Linked DNA regions of Mus musculus: region 1 is linked to region 2. Evidence: chromatin loops called from intact Hi-C (ENCODE). Cell type or tissue: left cerebral cortex. All regions are shown on one strand. Each heading gives the region's core, and the rest is flanking DNA. Links, peaks and the distances in the headings are about the cores only. Region 1 overlaps Ptprd (protein tyrosine phosphatase, receptor type, D). Region 2 has its middle 460 kb from the start of A430085M09Rik.

The links. Peaks named below come from ENCODE experiments on the same cell type or tissue, not always from the same donor. Only the 100,000 strongest peaks of a DNase experiment are listed, where the experiment ranks them.
Region 1: a loop joins it to region 2, with 14 times the contacts of the local background. A loop is called at or near these places in 7 of 42 quality-filtered maps.

The regions. Positions count from the first base shown.
Region 1 is chr4:77,642,649-77,652,776 of GRCm38, reverse strand. All of the region lies in intron 2 of Ptprd (protein tyrosine phosphatase, receptor type, D), which reads left to right. Among named protein-coding and RNA genes, the nearest start is that of Gm38646, 340 kb to the right of the region's middle. In left cerebral cortex, for the core only: a CTCF peak has its summit at 8,143; DNase peaks (open chromatin) are centred at 3,704, 4,540, 5,120, 8,134 and 3 more places; H3K27ac peaks cover 6,988 bases.
Region 2 is chr4:79,047,244-79,057,371 of GRCm38, reverse strand. No RefSeq gene overlaps it. Among named protein-coding and RNA genes, the nearest start is that of A430085M09Rik, 460 kb to the right of the region's middle. In left cerebral cortex, for the core only: CTCF peaks have their summits at 4,545 (motif pointing right) and 5,417; DNase peaks (open chromatin) are centred at 5,591, 5,971, 6,515, 6,806 and 3 more places; H3K27ac peaks cover 3,105 bases.

The sequences.
Region 1 (10,128 bases), core at 1,015-9,014, 1.4 Mb after region 2:
GGGGGGTGTCTTGTTTTGTTTTGCTTTTTTTTTCTTGTACGGATGGTATAGCAAGAACATCCATTTATTGACCAAGCATATGATGCTTTTGTACCATTAACATTTACCTTTGGAATTAAGTGATGCCTGGTATAAGCCTCAGTCACTGAGACACTACTGGTAAATGTGGAGGGTGTGAAGAGATTGATAATAATATGTTAAGTTTATTATAACATCTGGAGTTTAGTCAACATCTAGAATTAAGTGTGTTTTGGAGGGAGTAGGCTGTACCTGAGAAGTTCAAAGTTTAATTCAGGAAGAAAGAGTAATGAAAATAAAAGATGCACTCCATTTCTTTCTTTCTAATACATAAACACTAGAACATGGACACATTGTTATTAAATGTGTTTTACACTATGGAAGATCTTCCACAAGCATTTACATGTAGTAGAACTATCTAGGCAGTCTGAGATCTCTTTAAAAGCTCTGGGTATGGCCTCTAAATAAATCTTACTTCTAACTTGTCCTCCACCTTGATCTCTAAGTTTGCTTAGCAGGTGTCAAACTTTCTATTAAGACAATAGTCAGATCAGTTCCCAACCTTCAGATTGTATGTGCGTCTTTCTAAGGTAAAAGAATAAAGGCAATGCAGTCCTAAATATTCATTAAGAATATCCCTCCATTGCTGTCCTTTAGGAGTGGGTTTGCTTAGAGGTCCATGCTTATCTAAAGTCTGAGCTAAACTACATTATCCCCATCCTGGTCTGACCTCCTACAGTTCCTCATCCCATTCCTCCTCCCTCACCTACAAGAGAATATCCCCACCCCCAAATCCTCCACCCCACCCCACCACACCCCACCTTACCAGGCCTCCCCACTCCCTGGGGCCTCAAGTCTTTCAAAGGTGAAGCCCCTGTGTTTTAAGAGAGTCTGAGACACTGCTGAGTGAATTCAATAATAAGTCACATGACCCTAAATAATCTGTTTGCATAAGAGCGTAACTAATTGCCTGTATATGTTTCATACACAGGTAAGATGTGACTAATTAAATCCCTTTTGGAGACATTCAGTAGAGAAGGACACTTTGGGGTCAATATTCTGTACTTCTGGACTTCTCTGAATGACTAAGACTCTTGGAAAGACACAAGTATTTCTGGATGTGAACACACTTTAAAGATAGATAATACCTTTTGTTCCTTCAATTCTGTTCAGAACCTGTATTGATTTCATAATGCATCTAGTTGTTCTAATTGTGTTTAAAAATTACTGATTAATATGTTTATAAATATTAAAACACCAGGAAATACTAACAGAAAGGATTGGTTTATAATCTTTTAAAAATAAAATGAAAAGATTAAGAATAAGAAGTTTTGGGTCATTGAGCTCTCTCCAGAATGTGATGAAAGAGATTATCTTACAAAGCAGCTTCATTTCCTTTAATATTTCTGTGCCTAAACTTTTCAGCTAGTCAGATTCTCTAATATATCTACATTTAGTCAATAATAATTCAATAAGAACTTATCCATGTTAATGTGAACTACACATAAACAAGCATACATAGGTCAGTTCTATTATATTATTGTGTACATCAGGCATTTATAATAATAAAAAGTCTTTGGAGTGAGTTAGCCAGTTGAGCCAAGTCTATGAAACTGGTAGTCTCTCCATGCCCATAATCTGAGAAGTGAATGAGAGCAATGGCTATAGGAACACATTTCTTAAATTTCTTGTCTACATTTGTGACTTGATAGGTCTTTCACTTAAAACCAGTTAATTCAGGTCACTAAGTCTCACAGTTCTCATCCACATGCCAAAGTAAAATAGCATCAACTTCATTAGAGCATGCATGGGAAGACAAGCTTAGGGGAAAGCTTTGGAAAAACTAAGACATTATCAAGTATATAATTAATAATTAATATGTGCACATCTGTAAATGTCAACTTTAGTCCATCAGTAGAAGCATTTTAATGTAGCTAGAGTGAAAGAATGCTTCAACAGAACAGAGAAAAAGGCAAGTATCCCAGAACATAATGCTGGAACCATGGATTCGCTGACTTAAAAACTAAACATCTGTCTTGCACTGGGAGTGAAAACTCCAAGATCATCCAGGCACCATTTAGGTTCTGGAAATGACACAACTCCTTACTGTACCTCACATGGCAGTAAACAGAAGTCCAAGCCTCTCTTCTATTCTTGTATGGATATTAATGCCATCATGCTAACATAACCCTCATGATTTCCTCTAAACATCATCACTTTTTATAATTCTACCATAAGTAACACTGCATGTTATGGATCCAGAGTGTGAAATCAAAGGACTGCACCGTTGTCTAGAAATCATGCGTTTTTTGTCATTTCGGTGTGTGTGTGGGGGGGGGGCGGTAAGTGTGCATGTGTATGTGACTCATGGCCTTTACACAAATTGCAGAATTCAACAAATTATACAAATTATTAAGAAACCAAGTACATTCTTCATGGTACTTGCAGAATATCTCGTGTGTCATCTAGTATATCACAAATGCTAAATGTATACCTCCTAGATGAAGTGCTATGTGGACAGAAGGAGAGGGGGAATGAAGAGGGAGCATAGGTAGTCAGTTAGTAGTCTTTAAAGGAAGGGAGAATTGAGGTGGAAAGTAGGAGTTGGTGGTATTCCATTGGGAAGAGCAGACTTTGGGAGAGAAACATCTGTTCTTGGGCCTGGATCTTTTTAACTTAGTCTTTGTACCTATATATTTAGAAGTAGGTAATAACTACCCTGTCTTGAAGACTAAATCATGTAATTTATAAAAGATGCCTAATTTCATACCTGGAATATAATCAGTTCTCCATGGATGTCAGCAACAGCTTTTTTTTTTTCCATACCCTGGCCTGATTTTACCTTTAAATGCAGAATTGTAATGTTTTTTAAGTTACAGTGGAACAGATGATTCGAAGGTGGAGAATGACATAGTTCCAACTCCTAGCACACACATCTCCCTCCTGCGCTGCTGCTTTGTGGAGCTCACCACTGAGCAGATGCCTTTTTTTAACCTTGCTGTTTGAATGAGCTCATCTTTTGAGAAAGTTTCCTTCTTACATTCCTCCACCATACTGCCAGTCTCCATCCCAAGAGGATCACAGACTGCAGTGCAAACCCATCTGAGTGTGATTGTGCTGTGCACCTCACACTAATTAGTAAGATAAAATGTCGGTCGTCATAGTACATCATTTTAATATACGAGTTTTTATAATTATGATATATTTGTGCTTCTTATGAGTTTTAAAACCTGTTTAAAGAATACCTAAGTTAATAAGAATGCATTAGGGAGGTCAACATGTTTACTGAGGAAACATCCAAACACTGGATATTCCTCACATGAGGAAGTTCCCTTTGACACATGAAGAGGATGTTTCATGTACCAATGATGTTTGTTGGGAAAATAAGTTACACTATGACTAACAACTGTAGAGGATGTATTACTGGCTGTAAGAGATCTCACATGGGGAAAGGCTGGGTTCTGGTTACCAGTTTTAATACTTTCAAGGAAGTAATAGAGAACAATCATTGCCAAATTATATCCAAGAATCTCTCAACAAAACACACTTCTGTGGAAATTCCTCTCTTGTTCTTCCCTATCATAGCAAATGAACTCATTGCTTAAAAATAACAATGATTTCATTCCACGCTTATAGAAAGTAGTGTGTGAGGTACACAGAACACAGTGACATCTGAGTTTTTTCTGTGTTATGTGGGTGTTAAATCTGCTGTGAGAACATAGCAACTTTTTAAAAATTATTATGCCTGAGGTACACGTGTCTTGGCAAGGAGTAGTATATATTTCACATGGACTTAGGAAGCTTTAATAATTATGAAAAAGAAGCATTGCCTGAACATTTCTTTTACACAGAGTTTAAATACAAAATTAGTATTTTACTTTCTGTGATTTTCTAATTAAGGCCTATATAGAGTATCTTTCTTCCGTATTTCACTATTTGTGGAGCCCCAAAGCTTTAGCTTCGCTACTATGGAAGCTTTAATATCATTAAAATGAAAGGCACAACAAAATTCTGTCAAGAATATACAGTAAGAGGCTTCTTTGGTGTTAATTTATTTTGTTGTGTTTTCTTACATCACCATTCTATTATTTCCTTATTTAGAACATTAGTTACTAGAACATTTGCTTCTTGCTTGGTTTACTGTATAATGACACTTAGATTTTATAGTATGATGGCACCGTGTTTTTTTTTTTTCCTTCAGATCATATGGATCTTTAATGTTCCCAAACTTTCCAGTGTTCTCAGATGTGGCATAATTTGCTTCTCTTCCAACCTTTACCCTCCTTCAGAGGGCACCAGCTCATGCTACAATCTTCTCAAACTTTCTCTGGGCCTTTGCAAGAGATACATTTCTTAAGATATAATGGGTCAATTCCTTGCAGTTATAGTATATTAAAAAAGCCAATAAGCACAGAAGATGTGTTGTCATGGGGGCTACAATCTAACTGTGTTAGTGCCAAAAGAAAGGACTGCCTTTGAGAAAAGTCATGCACAAGCAGATGAAGCGTGACTAACTGCTTCACTCCAGAGGGATCCTTAAGTGTAAATATTGTGCCACTTTAAGTAAATACACAGGCTTGCTGTAAAAGCCCCCGCCCTAAAGTATGAAGTTGTTGCTAGAGTGTTTACAAGTAGCAATACTAGACATATTCACACATACACACACACACACACACACACACACACACACACACACACACACACACACACCAGAGGGGAGAGAGAGGGGGGGAGGGATAAAGAGACTTTATATAAAATCTACCGTACATGATGTAGGTTCTCCCCACCTTATTAATAGTATCTTGGGGATCTCTCTAGAGCTACAGACTTACTGTGAAAACACAGAGTGGCCCCAGAACACTGTAAAGTTGCTAGTTCTTCACTTTAAAATGTTTTTCTTATAAAAATGTTAGCATTGACCCTGAAGTTTCTGCAGCATTACGTCATCTGGCATATTACAAAAGGGAAGAGCCCGACTAAATGTGGAAAGCAGAGCAGATGCGAAGCATGCGCTGAGCTCCCATGTAGGGCAGCAACTTTGCTTTTGTCATTCCTCTTCCCCCAGGGAAGCAGTCTTCTTTTAATCCAGTTCAGACTGTTCTAAGGCAGCAACTATTTCTGAAAGTGTTGAACATGCAGAGCCAAACTTTCTAAGTATGGGGTACAGGAGGCAGGAAAAACATGATGTATTCTTAAAACCCAGGAAAAAGGAGGAGGCCATACTAGGTGATTGCACAGAGGCCTCCCAGGCCTCTGTTCCATGGTGCTCCCCACACACCTGGGGGAGTAGTGTGATGTGACTCTGTGCTTGCCAATGACATCACCACTTTCTCTACAGATCTTTACTTTTCTTATGTCTACCATGCTACTTTTATATGTTCTTCAAACTTGTTCTCAGACTTGTTCTTGCGTATGCTGTCCATGGTCAGAGCCCACAGCTGCCCTTTAAACTCATGGAACATCTCTGTGATCACTCAAAACTATCCCAGCTGATCATCTCTCCATCAAATTGCTGGTTCTTTGTTGTTCTTTACTTATATTGATTCCCATTAAAAATCAGGTTGAAGAGGTTTCCTTTAATGTAATCTGTTGGCCTTTAAGTGAAAGGAACTCTTGGAAACAGAACTTACTTGCAGGAGATGTGACAATTAATGTAGGCTCTTTTGCCCCTAAGTACAAAGATCTGAGGTATAAGAGAGTTGCATACATGAAATGAAGATTTTCAGAAACTCCTTCCTTGCCAATATAAATTTTGATGGTCTAATTCCTGCCCTCCTATTGAAAATTTTTTCCACATGCTTTCAGTGATATTTAATGGTGAGGATTAATGAAGAAGATGATGCATATCAGTTGGGAACCAATACTAGACTTGACCTATGAAATTAAAATGGAAACAAAGCAGAATCAATGAAGAGACAAGCAAGAATAAAGGTGGACCAAGTGCATCTTGCCTAAAGAGAAGGCTGGACCCACAGGTCAAGGTGGCATGAGAAGATAGCCGAAACATCTTTATATCTAATGTTGCTAACTAGCAAGGAGCAGAACACTGACTCGACCTGTCAGAGACTGCAGGATCAAGAGTTCTTTTTGGCTAGGAGCATGAAAATTGTAAGAGCATAAGAAGAAAGACCAGAAATTCAAAATAAACAGCTCAAAGAACAAGAGGGCTGAGGCTAAAAGGAATGTAAAACAAAGGTCAAAAGCCAGAACACAGCAACTTAGTAGAAAATACAGTCGAAAAAAATATATATGTCAATGGTCTCCCTCACAGGAAAGCTTTTATGTTCTTTGTATCAACGAATAGAAGGCGAGATTTAAGTGTAGAGATAATACACAGCTTGCAGGCAGCTAATGCTTCACTTGGAAACTGGGAACTCTACCTGACTGTGATGGGAACCATCCGAAATGAAGATAGGTTGGCAGTTCTGCTGAGAAAGCATGCAGTTATTAGGATATGGGGTGGTGGTAAAGAGATAACATTTCCGTGCTAGACATTGCCACTGTCTTAGTTCATGTGACCTTGCTTTTAATAATTACGAGCTCAGGAGGAATCTGGTGAAGGTGGTGGGCTGTGGTTAAGTAAAGAGAACAGAATTGCCTGTGGGCACTCAGATGTTATATCTGGCTCTCAGAACCAAATAAACAGGTTAATGATGTGGGAATGTAACTAAGTTCCCCAATGCAATCCTCTGTACTTACAGCACAGTGACTTACACAGGGGTGTCCCTCCATTTTGTTCTCATCTGCAGACACTGTAATTGCTTCCTTAGCTAGCCACACTCAATTTTTAGTTTATAGTCAACAAATACTCAGCCTTTATTCGTGCTAGTTCATAAGGAACATTTTTATAATAAGCAGAGCAAAGGGTATTTGAGTAGTAACATATCTAGGGACAATAGTATCCCATGGCACTTAAAATTAAATTATAAATTTTGTTTTCTGTCTATATTATAGTTTAGATATCTACAGTTGTTGCTGGGATGTGTTAAAAAAAAAAGGCTATATGGTAGGTGAAGTGGGATCTTAAGATTTACATGTTTTCTAGGATATCCATTTAAAATAAAGAAGACTTAACTTGCCTTCAGCATAAGCACTACCCAGAATAACATCATCTTCTTGATGGTCTTCCTAATTGAGCAGGGAGTACGGGCTGCTCCCTAAATGCAATTGCCACAATATCATTTCTGATAAATGGTGCATATTTGATTACATTTATTTTTTCTCTTACACAATTGAAAATAAGTAAGGGGCACACTATTAAACATATTTCTGAGAAAAAACAAAAAAGCATTCTGAGGAATTTTTGCTTCACACTTACAGGTCTCCATTTTAATCTTCAGATTCATGCAATTAATAAAGTCATTTTAAAATAATCAGAAACTTTGCATATTTTCCAAATCCTATTTTTTTTTTTTTTGATGCTGGAGCTGTAACAACATTTTCTTATGTTCCTTGTTGAAATCTAACAAACTTGACTACTGTAATAACTTAAATTGCAAGGGGACATGTAGGCACATGCAAGCAGACATGCAGCATGTGCCTACATGTCCAGGACTGGGGAGGAACTGGAGACAGAAGGAATCAAACTTTGATGAAAAAAGGTGATTTTAACGTCAGCCTGAGCTAGATAGAGAGACTAAAAACTAACAAAAAGAAGTCTAAAATATTAAAATATAATTCATTATAACAGAAAACTTAAAAACAAAAATTCTAATGCAAAAGACTGAGAATCTATTACATTAAATAAAAGCATAAACATCATAAATATGGGCTTTAGCATCCGGCTCATTAGTGCCAAGTGTAAACTTGTTATCTAAGGATTAGCAAACAATCCAGCTACTAAGGACTTTTATGCAACATTCACAATTTAGGTTATTTGGCAACAAAATATCATATTGTGGGAAGGATCTATTCACTAGTACTGAAATGCTGTTTTCTTGCACTTAGAAAGAAAAAGGTACAATTGGCAGAGTCACATTTCCTCAATCTCACTTAGCAAACCTCATAAAATAGAAACATAAACAAAATATATAATGCACTTGTAATTCTTAACCCAGTAAATGAAATAAGTTTCTTTTAGAAATAATGTACAGTACATGAGCATTTCTTGAACAACAGCACAGACTATTGGCCACTGGTTTGCAGCAACTGTTGGATATGTTCTGTGTTGTCTAAGGTAATCTAGAAATTACATTAAATAAGTCACATATTTAAGTGGTAATTTTGGCAATCTCATTCCATTAATAAATTTAATAGTAATTAACCAAGCCACTTATCAATTGTATTTGCCCATTTTCCAAGCTTCTAAGAAGTCATTTTAAAAATTATTAGTGAAAAAATACTTCAGCCAAGAACTGAAGGATGTCCTGAGATGGGCATCCTGTGCATCTGTATTGTTGCTTTTAACATTACGCTGATTCTAATCCCCAGCAGGCACTTATTTTCTCTGTTAGTTATCACACAGAAAAGCTGAGATAATACTATGACTATATTTTGTGAATGCCAGCTGACTTTTCTAAGACTATGTATATAAATTCACTTTATGACTATCCACTAATATTTAAATGTTAGATGTCTTATTCTTTTTCTTTGAGTCAGCACAACTGTTTAATCTTATCTTCATAACACTATTATTCAATTTTTTTCAGTCCAGTCATTATCCTTGTCAAGCCTCTTACTGTTCCTCATTCCATACCTCTACCACTGTCTCTATCTAACAGGATGTTCCTACCCCACACACACCAAACCTCCCCCCTCCCTGGGACTCGTGTCTTTCTAGGATTAGGTGCCTCTTCTCTCACAGACAGTCCTCTACTGTATATGGTTTGGGAGCCTCATATCAGCTAGTATATGCTGTCTGGTTGGCGCCTCCGTGTCTGAGAGCTCTCAGGGGTACAGGTTAGTTGAGACTGCTGGTCTTCCTATGGGGTCACCCTCCTCCTCAGTTTCTTCCAGCTTTCCCCTATTTCAACCACAGGGGTCAAAAGCTTCTCTCCATTGGTTGGCTGTAAGTATCTGCATCTGACTTTTTCAGCTACTTGTTGGGCCTCTCAGAGGGCAGCCACGCTAGGATCCTGTTTGTAACCACAAAATAGCATCAGTAATATTGCCAGGCTTTGGTGCCTCCCATTGTGATGGATCCCAGTTTGGGCCACTCATCGGACTTCCTTTCCCTCAAGCTCTTCTCCATTTTTGTCCCTGTTCTTTTAGACAGGAACAATCTGTATCAGAGTTTTTAACTGTGTGATGGCAATACCATCCCTCCACTTGATGCCATATCTTTCTACCGGTGGCAGACTCTATCAGTTACCTTTCCCCAGTGTAGGGCATTTCATCCAAGGTCCCTTCCTTCGAGTACTGAGAGTCTTTCACCTCCCAGGTCTCTTCTACATTGTATAGGGTCCCCCCACCTCCTACCTCTGGTAGTTCCCTGTTTCCATTCTTTCTGCTGCCCTCAAGGCTTTAGTACTGTCTCCCTCCACAACACCTGATCATGTTCCTATTTTCCCCTCCCTGTCCTGTCTCCTACACAAGTCCCTCCCTCTGCCCCCTGTCATTGTTTTCTTTTCCCTCCCAAGTGGGATTAAGGTATCCTCAGTTATGCTCTAGATTCAATATAAACAATTTAAGCAGTAATTTCATATTACTTACTTAATTACTTATTAAATTATTTAGTTTGAGGAAATTTTCATAATATGATTTCTATATTCTAATTTTTATTATTTATTTATATATAAATATTTCACTATATATCCTCCTTATTACTCAAACATTACATATCATGTTATGAAGACTTTCTTAGATATATATTTTTTTGTTCTAGCACACACAATTCTGCTCTGTTAGGGCTGTCTTAATGGTCAAAAGGTATACTTCTACTAACTTTCCCTTCATTTCTGGGGCTAACTATCTCACTTTCATCTTAAGTGTTCTCTGAAGAGACATCAGTGTTTGTAAAAGGAAAAGAAAAAGAAAGAAAAGGATCGGATACTTTGTTTCTGTTTCACAAATTATAAAATATAACAAGTAATCGAAACAGAAAATATAATGGAAATCACCACTGCCCTTTCTTGTGATCAAAATGCAGCTATTTATTGCCAATGCATGCAT
Region 2 (10,128 bases), core at 1,353-9,352:
TTGAAACTCTGGTCTTCATGACTTATCAATTGCATATGTATGTATATATATGTATACATACATACATACATACATACATACATACACAGTCTGTGTGATGTTATTTTTGTGTATGTCATCAGAGCTCACTCTTTTTATTGAACAACCAGTTGATGTTCTCTCTTCCTTCGTAGTATTTTCAATATTTATTTACATTTCATGTTCATTGTAGTATTTATATAGAATCAGAGTAGCTGTTATATAAAATCATCCCTATTTGCCATTGACAGATGAACAGATAAGAAAGTAATTTATATACACAATAGAATTCTAATCTGCTTTAACATGAGAAATTCTTGTATACCATAAATGGAATTTAGGGAAATGTTCTAAAATAAATAAATAAATACCCAGTAAATATCACATGCTTTGACTTTTATCTAAACTCAAAAATAATTGAACTTTCATTAGCAAAAGCATAATGAGGGTTACGTTTGGATAGGGTTTGGAGGAAATGGGTCCATGATGGTTAAAGTCCTATACAGCTCAGTATCACCAATAGGGAATATTTTAATAGTTTTTTCAACATGTATATTATAAATTTAATGTAGCATGATAATTAGTCTCATTTAATCATTTTACAGAATGTTAATAGGTGCACTATATAAATAGTATGTGTGGAAAATTTATCAAAACAATCTAAATAAAAGTAACTGTGATCCATACATTCACACACACACACACCTCAGAGAGACGGGGGGGGGGGGAGAGGGAGGGAGGGATGGGGGGGACAGACAGACAGAATGGAAATCAAAATGTCTTCTACATCAACACAAATAGTGATGAAACCTGATGCTGGTAAATGACAGAATGGTTGTCCTAAAAATAAATTATCACATTAAGAAAACACTTCAGTTATATTCCATTTTAAATTCAGAGAGATAACTCAATCACATTATATTTAATTTTTATACCACTTTCTTAGACCTATATTCATAATTAAATATTTAAAACATTCAGTGGTTTTACATACTTCAATTGGTTTTACTCCTACCTAGAAATAAGACTCACTTATTTGGTCTTACATTCATTTTATTTGAATGACTGGGTTTATCCTCAACAGCTCTATTAAATGTTTTAAAACTTATGACATGAAGTAGAGTTAAGTGTATGTTTGACTCGTGTTAGTCTATGATCATTATCATTGTTTTCTTGCTAAGAATGTTATCAGTAGCTGGCAGGATGTTTGTCTTCTCCTAATAATATAAAGGTGTCATTTTGATTTGGAAGAATATGATATAAGATCTTTGCAGACATTTATGTCAAGTGATGTGAAATTTATAATGCATATGATCACACTTTTCCACAAGAAAGAGCTCAGATTCTGAAGAAGGAAGATTCACAAATGAAAAACCAACGTGTCTTATCACTTACTGCCTTATCACTTGAAATTGAGAGACAGGAATGTAGGGAGAAATAGACAGCTTTGACACTGTTTGTGATCACATTCCTTAGACTATAACATTTCATTTTAATTGGATCAAGAATTGCTTCAATAATCCCACAGCACAGACAGAAAAGTATTAGTAATCAAGACCTTCTGTGCAATGCATTCTGTAAAACAGAACTGGGAACAATAATTGATGGGAATGTATAAAACTGTAATCTCTAAGTATGCCAGAGTATTTAGGTCACATGACAATGCTTTTCTGAAAATGATAATGCCTCATGAAAATAATATTTATGCAAGCACAAAATGTTTTCATTGCTTTTTAGAAAAGTCAACTAATTACTTTTGAAACATCTGCAAAATAAAAACTACTTTGATTTAAACTACTGATAAAGTCTATCCTCTCCATATTAATAAACTGGAATACCTGAACATCTACAAGTCATTTATGTGTTTCAAATTCCTCTGCCATGTTTAGTAATAAATATGCAATTAATTTTTCATATTGAGTGATGCCAAAACATAATCTCTCTGCAAATGAATAAGTACTACTTCTATAATGCTATATTTTCCTGTAAAGATTTTTTTCAAAGATTTACACAAAAAGTCATGTAAGCAGCTATTTCTCAAACATAACAAATGTGAGAATTTTTTAAGATCATTATCTAAATCAATGATGTCTCACACTGAAATTTTATTTTAACTAAATCTCAGGTCTGCATGCTTGAAGAGCAGCTGTTTCAACAGTTTCTGATGATCATACTGTCTGGTCATAGAGTCAGAATTTAGGTAGGAAATACACTTTCATTTCTATTATGTCCCAGCTCTACTACTAAGAATTCACAGTTAAAATGTGGATTTATTGGATCTTAACCTTGTAAGCTAGGAGCTTGATAGATGATGGTGAAGCATTGCATGGCTCTCAACACTGTAGCTGTTACACTAAGTGTCTCTGTGCCTCAGTGAATAATATTGAAGAAGGAGGTGGACAGGAAATGGCATACATATTAGGAGACAAGCTTCGGGTCAATATTTATTAGATATTTTCTTCCTTTACATTTCAAATGCTATCCCCTTTCCTAGTTTCCTCTCTGAAAGTCCCCTATACCCTTCCCCTGCCCTGCTCTCCAACCCACCCACTCCTACTTCGTGGCCCTGGTATTCCTCTGTTCTGGGACATATAATTTTAAAAATGGTTCTTCACATATTTGAATGAGCCCATAAATAAATTGATTCATAAAAATAATCTTCTTATAGTATTTCACTAAGAACTAAATGAAATTTCTCTGTAAATTCAAATTAAGATATTTTAAATGTTATTAGTCAATATAATTATACATAGACCAAATTTTTATTTCAAAACACATCAAGAAATAGTTTATGTTCATAACTTTCAATGAGTTTAAAACAGTCAATAAACCAAATAATATAAGGTAAAATATCAAGGTTATTCTTTATTTCATTGTTATGTGCTCAAGTTCCATAATTTATAAGTCCTGTCTGTTTGTTTGTTTGTTTGTTTGTTCCTATCTCTTTTTTGAGACAGGTTCTCACTATGCACCTCTATCTGACCAGGAACTCAGTATATAGATTAGGCTTGCCTTGTGTTCTTAGAGATCTGCTTGCCTCTGCCTTACTTTGATGAAATCAAAGCCATGGAATACTACTCTCTGTGTCACAATCATAACAAAATTATTTTATCCTTCAAATATAGGGTAGTATTGTATTAGTTTACCCTAGCATTTTCTTATAATATCTTAATAAGAACAAAGGAAGAAGTGAAATTCTCTGTATATTTGTCAGTGAATCATCTCTACAGAGCATCCTATTTCCCTGGGAGAAAATGCTTTTTCTAGATGACATAAACAATCATATTGCAGTTCTCTAGAACAATTATTTATATGCAAAAAAGGATCATTTTTCAGAAAATTTTTTACTTTGTCTTTTGTTACTTTTTGCATCTGAGATATGTTTTATGCAAAAAAGAAAAAAAGTGATACTGGTATAGTCTATTTGAAGAGTGGTATCCATGGTGGGTTGAGTCTAGTTAACCAACATAAGGTAAATTCCAGTGCTGTATGCTTACAATATCAGGACTTGGCTGCTACACCGGATATGGCTGTGAATTTGAAGTTAGCTTGTACTACACTGCAACACTTACCTGGACAAAAGAAAAAGAAGAAAATGAAACCCACGCAACCCAACAATGGTAAAATAAAAAACCCTGTATGTCAAAATGACATTGTTAATTTTAAACAATTGGCAATACTTTCAAGAACAAAGTGATCCAGTCAAGTTTTCTTTCCTATTGTCTTATATGTTTAGACTAATTTAATGTCATCATCTATGCTCTTCTTGAAATTCATTTCAGGCAAAGTAGAAAGTGGCTACAGTTCTACATGTTTTAGCAGATGAAGTATGTTAATTTTTTCCTTGCCACATAATCTGAAATAACTGAGACACTGTAGCATAATAAATACCTTTATTCTTAGCTATTTAGATGACCCTTGTAGTATAAGAAAAAAATATTACAAATGCAGCCTGGTTTCTGGAAATTTCTATTTGAAGGAAGAATAGAACCTATTTCTTCTTTTTTCTTCCTTTAGCGTCACAGAAGTTAAGTATAATTAGAAAGAAATGTAGACTGTATAATGAGAAATGAATCTCATGAGACAGAAATGAAAAAAAAAATATTGGTTTGCACATACTATGTGAATGAGGTCAAGAAGAGCAAGCTATCCACCAACCTGAGCTCCATAAAATAAATAAATAAATGTTTCTGTAAGAATATAAAAGAAATAAGAAGACACATATTTTTACCGCCAAGCAGGACTGCTTTTCAGAGCCTGCATCTGTTGTAAACAGACCAGACGGATATGTACAGAAATAGAAAGCTTCAGAGAAGGGGTGTGATTCACAGGCTCTGCTTTAAAAGCAGCATCAAACTTTCGTTTGCAGTAGATGGCTTGTTGAAGCAGGTGTCCTAAAGGTGCCATCCAACTGCTGAAAGTCAGCTTGTGTTTGAAAGCTTGCCAGCTTGAAGGCCATTAATTGACAAGCTGTGAACGTCCAGCATCACAGGAAAGGAAATTGTACAAAGGGTGAGTCTGAGGTTCCCCGCACCATACTCAGAGAAACAGTAGAGGGAGCTGCCAATCTTCCAAGACCAAAGTCTTGTGACATTAGCAACAGGCCTCTATAAGAATGCCATTGCACAGAAATTATTATAATGTATTTATAATTGCCATATGACAATGTATGCTAATTTTCCAAAGTACCAATTCAGAATTATGTTTTTGGAGGAAAGTTAAAAAAAGAAAAAAGAAACAAGATAACTTATTGTTTCTGAGGTTTCTTAATGGATAAAATCTGTAAGGTGGCTAAAATATGATGCTGTGGCTTTTTGCAAAGACCAATAAAGAGGGAAAAACTTCTGACAATAAACATGCCAGGCTATTTAAATTCCTTCTTGGTAAGAATTATATTTGCTTGAAATGTAGCAAAATTTCTCCTTTGCCCTTTCTACAAATGTTCCCCAGGAATAGAACAGCATTTCAAAAGTGGGTACTGGGAAATTGCAAAGAATTTGTTGCAGATTTTCCTTCATACATCAGAATAATAATTATACAACATGAGATATATTTATCCCATACCAACCTCCATACCAACTGTGACTTCAGATGTATGTAGATTGCCTCCCTTTAATTCGCTGCTAATTGTCCCAGGTGATCCTTTTGAAAACACAACAGAACAGTAAACTATACAACAGAAGAAACATGGCTATCCTAAGTTGTAAGACAGCTTCATAATAATTCAAAATACGTTATGAGAAAAGGTCATCTGTTTGTTACACAGCAACTGAATACACTGCCTTGACATAAAAGAGTGTCTGTGTCTATTGCATTTGCTGAAGAGAACCTATCCTGGTAGACAGAGGCAGAGTTGCTCTGATTTCTATGCTGTGCACAGGTCTAATTTTGACAACCCTACTGGCAGACAAAAGGAACTGGGAAAATGATTGTTCCTCCTTCCAACTACCAGTACCTGATTTTCCTTCAAAATAATTTTCTGCTTTTAACAGAATAAAATAAGGCATGGTACAAGTATACAATTATTGGCATTTATACTTACATGTATAAAAGGGAATGCTAAATAATTTGCTTCTAAAATATTCTGGTTTTAACCCATTTACATAAAAGAGGCAGTTGCCACCCTCTGCTAGTGAGGGAGATATTTCTGTAGCACTTGACTTGAAGATGCTGTTATATTTAGACATATATTCTTAATTCAAAGATACCAACCTAAATCTTTTAAACATCACATTATTTCCAGAATTAATATATTAATATGAGCATTTGCAAAACTGAAACACTATTGTTTTCTTTATCAATTTGTATTACTCTTTATTCATTCTCTCTCTCCACGTTTTCTCTCTCCCCACCATGTGTGTGTGTCTGTGTGTGTCTGTGCCTGTGTCTTTCTGTGTGTCTCTCTGTGTGTGTGTATGTGTGTGTTTGTGTGTGCCATTGCGTGCACATGTATGCCACAGAATATCTGTTAAGATCAGAGGACAAAGTCAATACTTTCTTTCCACCATTTTTCTAGGGATTAAACTCAGGCCAAAAGCCTTGTCAGCAGATGACTTCTGTCTGAGCCATCTCACCAAGGTTAAGCAGATTTAATCTGTGATATCTTTAGGATCAGAGAATTACATTAAAACATAAAGTTAATTTAGTTTTAAGAAAGTATGAATAACCCATTGTAGAGGATATTTTTGGCTGTATGTTTTGAGATACAACATTGTATTGGATTGGAGAAGTGCTAGAGGCAGTGCTGATGGCATCAATCTCTACTTAGTTTCCACTAACAGCACCCCTTTAAAAAATACTGATTTACATTTCAAGTGTTGTCCCCCTTCTTGGTCCTTCTTCCACCACATCCTCCCTCTCCTCCTCCTATAGGAAAGCGCCCCTCCCACCCATCCACCCACCCTTAACACCTTACCTCTTTGGCATTCTTGTTCTCTGGGGCATCAAGACTCCACAGGAACATCCCCTTCTACTAAGGCCAGATGAGGCAGCCCTCTGTTATATATGTATTGGAGAGTATGTAATCTTTGGTTGGTGGCTCAGTTCCTAGGAGTTCTGAGAGTTCCAATTAGTTGTTAGTTGTTCTTCCTACGTGGTTGCAATCCCCTTCATCTTAGTCAGTCCTCACATTCAGTCCAATGGTTAGCTTCAGTATTTGAATCTGCCTCACTAAGGTGCAGACAGAGCCTCTCAGAGGACAGTCATGTCACTCTCCTGTCTATAAGCACATCATAGCATCAGTAATAGTGGCAGGTCTTGATGTCCCTTCATGAAATTGATCCCAAGGTGGGGAGGTCTCTGGGTGGCCTTTCCTTCTGTTTCTGCTCCATATTTTTTACCTTAATTTCCTTTAGATAGGAACAATTCTGGGTTAAAAATTTTGTGAGGGGTGGCCCCATCATTCAACTGGGGATCAATCTATATACTGGAGGTAGTCTCTGCAAGTTCAATCTCCATGCTATTAGAGATTTAAGCTAATGTCATCTCCTTTGAGTCCCAGGAGCCTTCCACATCCCTGGGACTTTCTAATGGTTCTCCCTCTTTCCTAGTCCACACTGCTGTATGACTCTTTTCATTCTCCTGACACTCTGGGCTTCTTTCCTTTTCCCACTATACTTGATCCTGCCCCCCCCCCATTTTTCTCCTCCTCCCCTATCCAACCCAGATTCCTCTCTCACTCTGGCTCATGTAATTATTTTGTTCCCACATCTAAGAGGAATTGAAATATCCACACTTTGGCCTTCCTTTTTGTTAAGCTTCATAAGATTTGTGACTGTGCTATGGTTATAATGAATTTTTCGCCTAATATCCACTTATCAGTGAGTACATAGTTTTATATCCTTTTAGGTCTGAATTACCCCACCTATGATGATATTTTCTATTTATTTGCCTGCAAAATTCCTGATGTCCTCATCTTTAAATGCTGAGTAGTATTCCATTGTGTAAATGTACCATGTTTTCTGTATTCATTCTTCCAATGAGGGACATATGTGTGGTTTCTAGCTTCTAACTGCAATAAATAAGGATGCTATGAGCATTGTGAATCATGTGTTCTTATGCAATGTTGGGGCATCTTTTGGGATATGCCAGGAGTGGTATTGCTGGGTCTTTAGGTAAAATGATTTCCAATTTTCTGAGGAACCGCCAGATTGATTTCCAAAGTGGTTGTGCCAGCTTGCAATCCCACTAGCAGCGGAGGAATGTTCCTCTTTCTCCACATCCTCTCCAGTATCTGCTCTCGCCTTTGTTTTTGATCTTAGCCATTCTTAATGCTATGAAGTAGAATCTCAGGATTGGTTGGATTTGCATTTCTCTGATGATTAAGGATGTTGAACATTTCTTTAGGAGCACCCTTTCTTAGTCATAAATACTATTCAGATTTCTGTGATATGAGCAAAATGACAGAAAATTAACTTGAATTGATACAGGGCTTAGTTTTGCTTGTAACTGGTGACCTTCCAGCCGAAAATTGTGGACTCTTGCTGTAACTCTCTGTTGGTCATGATAGAAGGCAATTTCTGGCAGTACATGGTGAAGAAGCATATCCTTTATAACCTAGGATGAAGGGAGAAATAGGAAGACACAAAGTTTCATCAATGCCTTCAAAATTTTACAACTAGGACTCTCAACAGGTCCCAGAAGGCCTTAACTCCTAAAAGTTTTATCACTTGCCTAGAGCCTCATTTGATTGTAAAACCTTTAGCTGGGCTTTATGCAACACTTGTCCATAGTAGAGCACCATGGGGCATTTTTCTTTCTCATCCAGATCAATTACTTTTCTGGTTCTTCCAGCTAGTTTGGCTGGTCTCTCTCTTTCTCTCTTCTGACCAGATCATTAGGATCATTGAAACTTCTTGGTAGCTCAGCCTATATGATGGTACCTATCAATAGGACTAACTGTTTATAGGTCTTTGGAAAGAAGAGATTAATGAATCTATTTACTGTTAGGGAATTTGAAAAGCTACTGAGTTCCTTATTTCTTAAGTTTTAACATACTTACTTGAATAATGAAATCTTTATCAGAGATAATATTGATAAACAACTTTATATTTATTTGAGCTTTTTGAATGTGAAGTTAAATCACTTTTTCTTGAATTGTTTTCATATTCTTCTCACCAGCTGAAAGAATTAAAAATGTGCCTAACAAAATGAGTAAGTTTGACTTTGGTAAATGAAATTGTATTTAAGAATTATATTTGAGCCACCATGTGGTTATCGGGATTTGAACTCAGGACCTTTGGAAGAGCAGTCAGTGCTCTTAACCGCTGAGCCATCTCTATATGTGTATGTGTATATACATATGTATATAAATATTTACATATATATATTTGTGTGTATGTTTAGCATATATATATATATATATATATATATATATATATATATATATATACACACACACACACACACACATATATATCACAGGTGTTAGAAAATACATGACAAAACAACACATTTTGTTGTTATATAGAATTTAGTCCACCTCAGCCTCATTTATTATCTTGTATAGTTGTGATGATGAAGCCTATTGTAGTGGGGAGGTTTTGTAGTAGATGCTAGTGGCATTAGTAAGACAATACTGAAATGATCAAGTAAATCTGAGATATAATCTTAAAAGTTAAACCATTAACATTTTAGTACTTATCCCTAGTCCTCCAACTATTCAATTTTCCAGAATCTTCTCAGATTATACTGTTACCTGAACACCATGTCTCATTACGCTACAGGACTGTGTCATTACTTAATCCATTCATTCTGTACCTAGCTAACAATTGATAACAGTCATCTCCAAGGTTCATTGAGTATATCTCAAATTGTCCTTCAGTCTTAAAAGCTCTTTCCCTGAATCTGTTAAATCCTTGAGATGGCTTCAAGGGATTTTTCCTTCTGTTCTGATGATTTGTATGTGATTTCATTTCAATCACACATTAAAATATAAAACATAAATAAACATGTCTTCTCCAGTAATGAAGCATTCTCGAGTAAAGATTATATGTTCACCAAAATTCCCTGAATGAATGAGTAAAATATGCCAAAGGAACATATTCTTTTTTCCCTAATGGCTATAAGGCTAACTAAATTGAGGTTTAAAATGATTTTTTAATGGCAATGAGATGATTGAAGTAGAAAACAATTATCTCCCCATCCTCAATTCATAGCACTAAATGTGAGGATGGCACAGTCATCTTGAATATGATTATGATGGATTATTATAGAAACAATATGATTGGCTCCCATTCCCACAAGTTACTTATGGGAATTGACATAAAAATATTGTGTTTAATGCATAACAATTTTATACCACAATTGCCCCAAATACTGACACAGAATGTTTTCTTTGTCTAATCCCATGGGTCATCTTACAATAATTACTTTTAGTCCTCTAAAATAAAAACCTGTACATTATTTTATGAAAGTTTTACTATTCTTACTACTCCTAAACTCTTTCCGTTCTTTATCTTTATGAAAGGTACATTCTTTCAAATAGTGACATTCATTTCTTCTAATTATTGAGAATAGAATAAATTTACATTTCTTATATAACCAAGTTCTGTTAATAATGCATAAGAAACACCTCATTTAGAGAACACTGAAAATTTGAATTAGAAACCC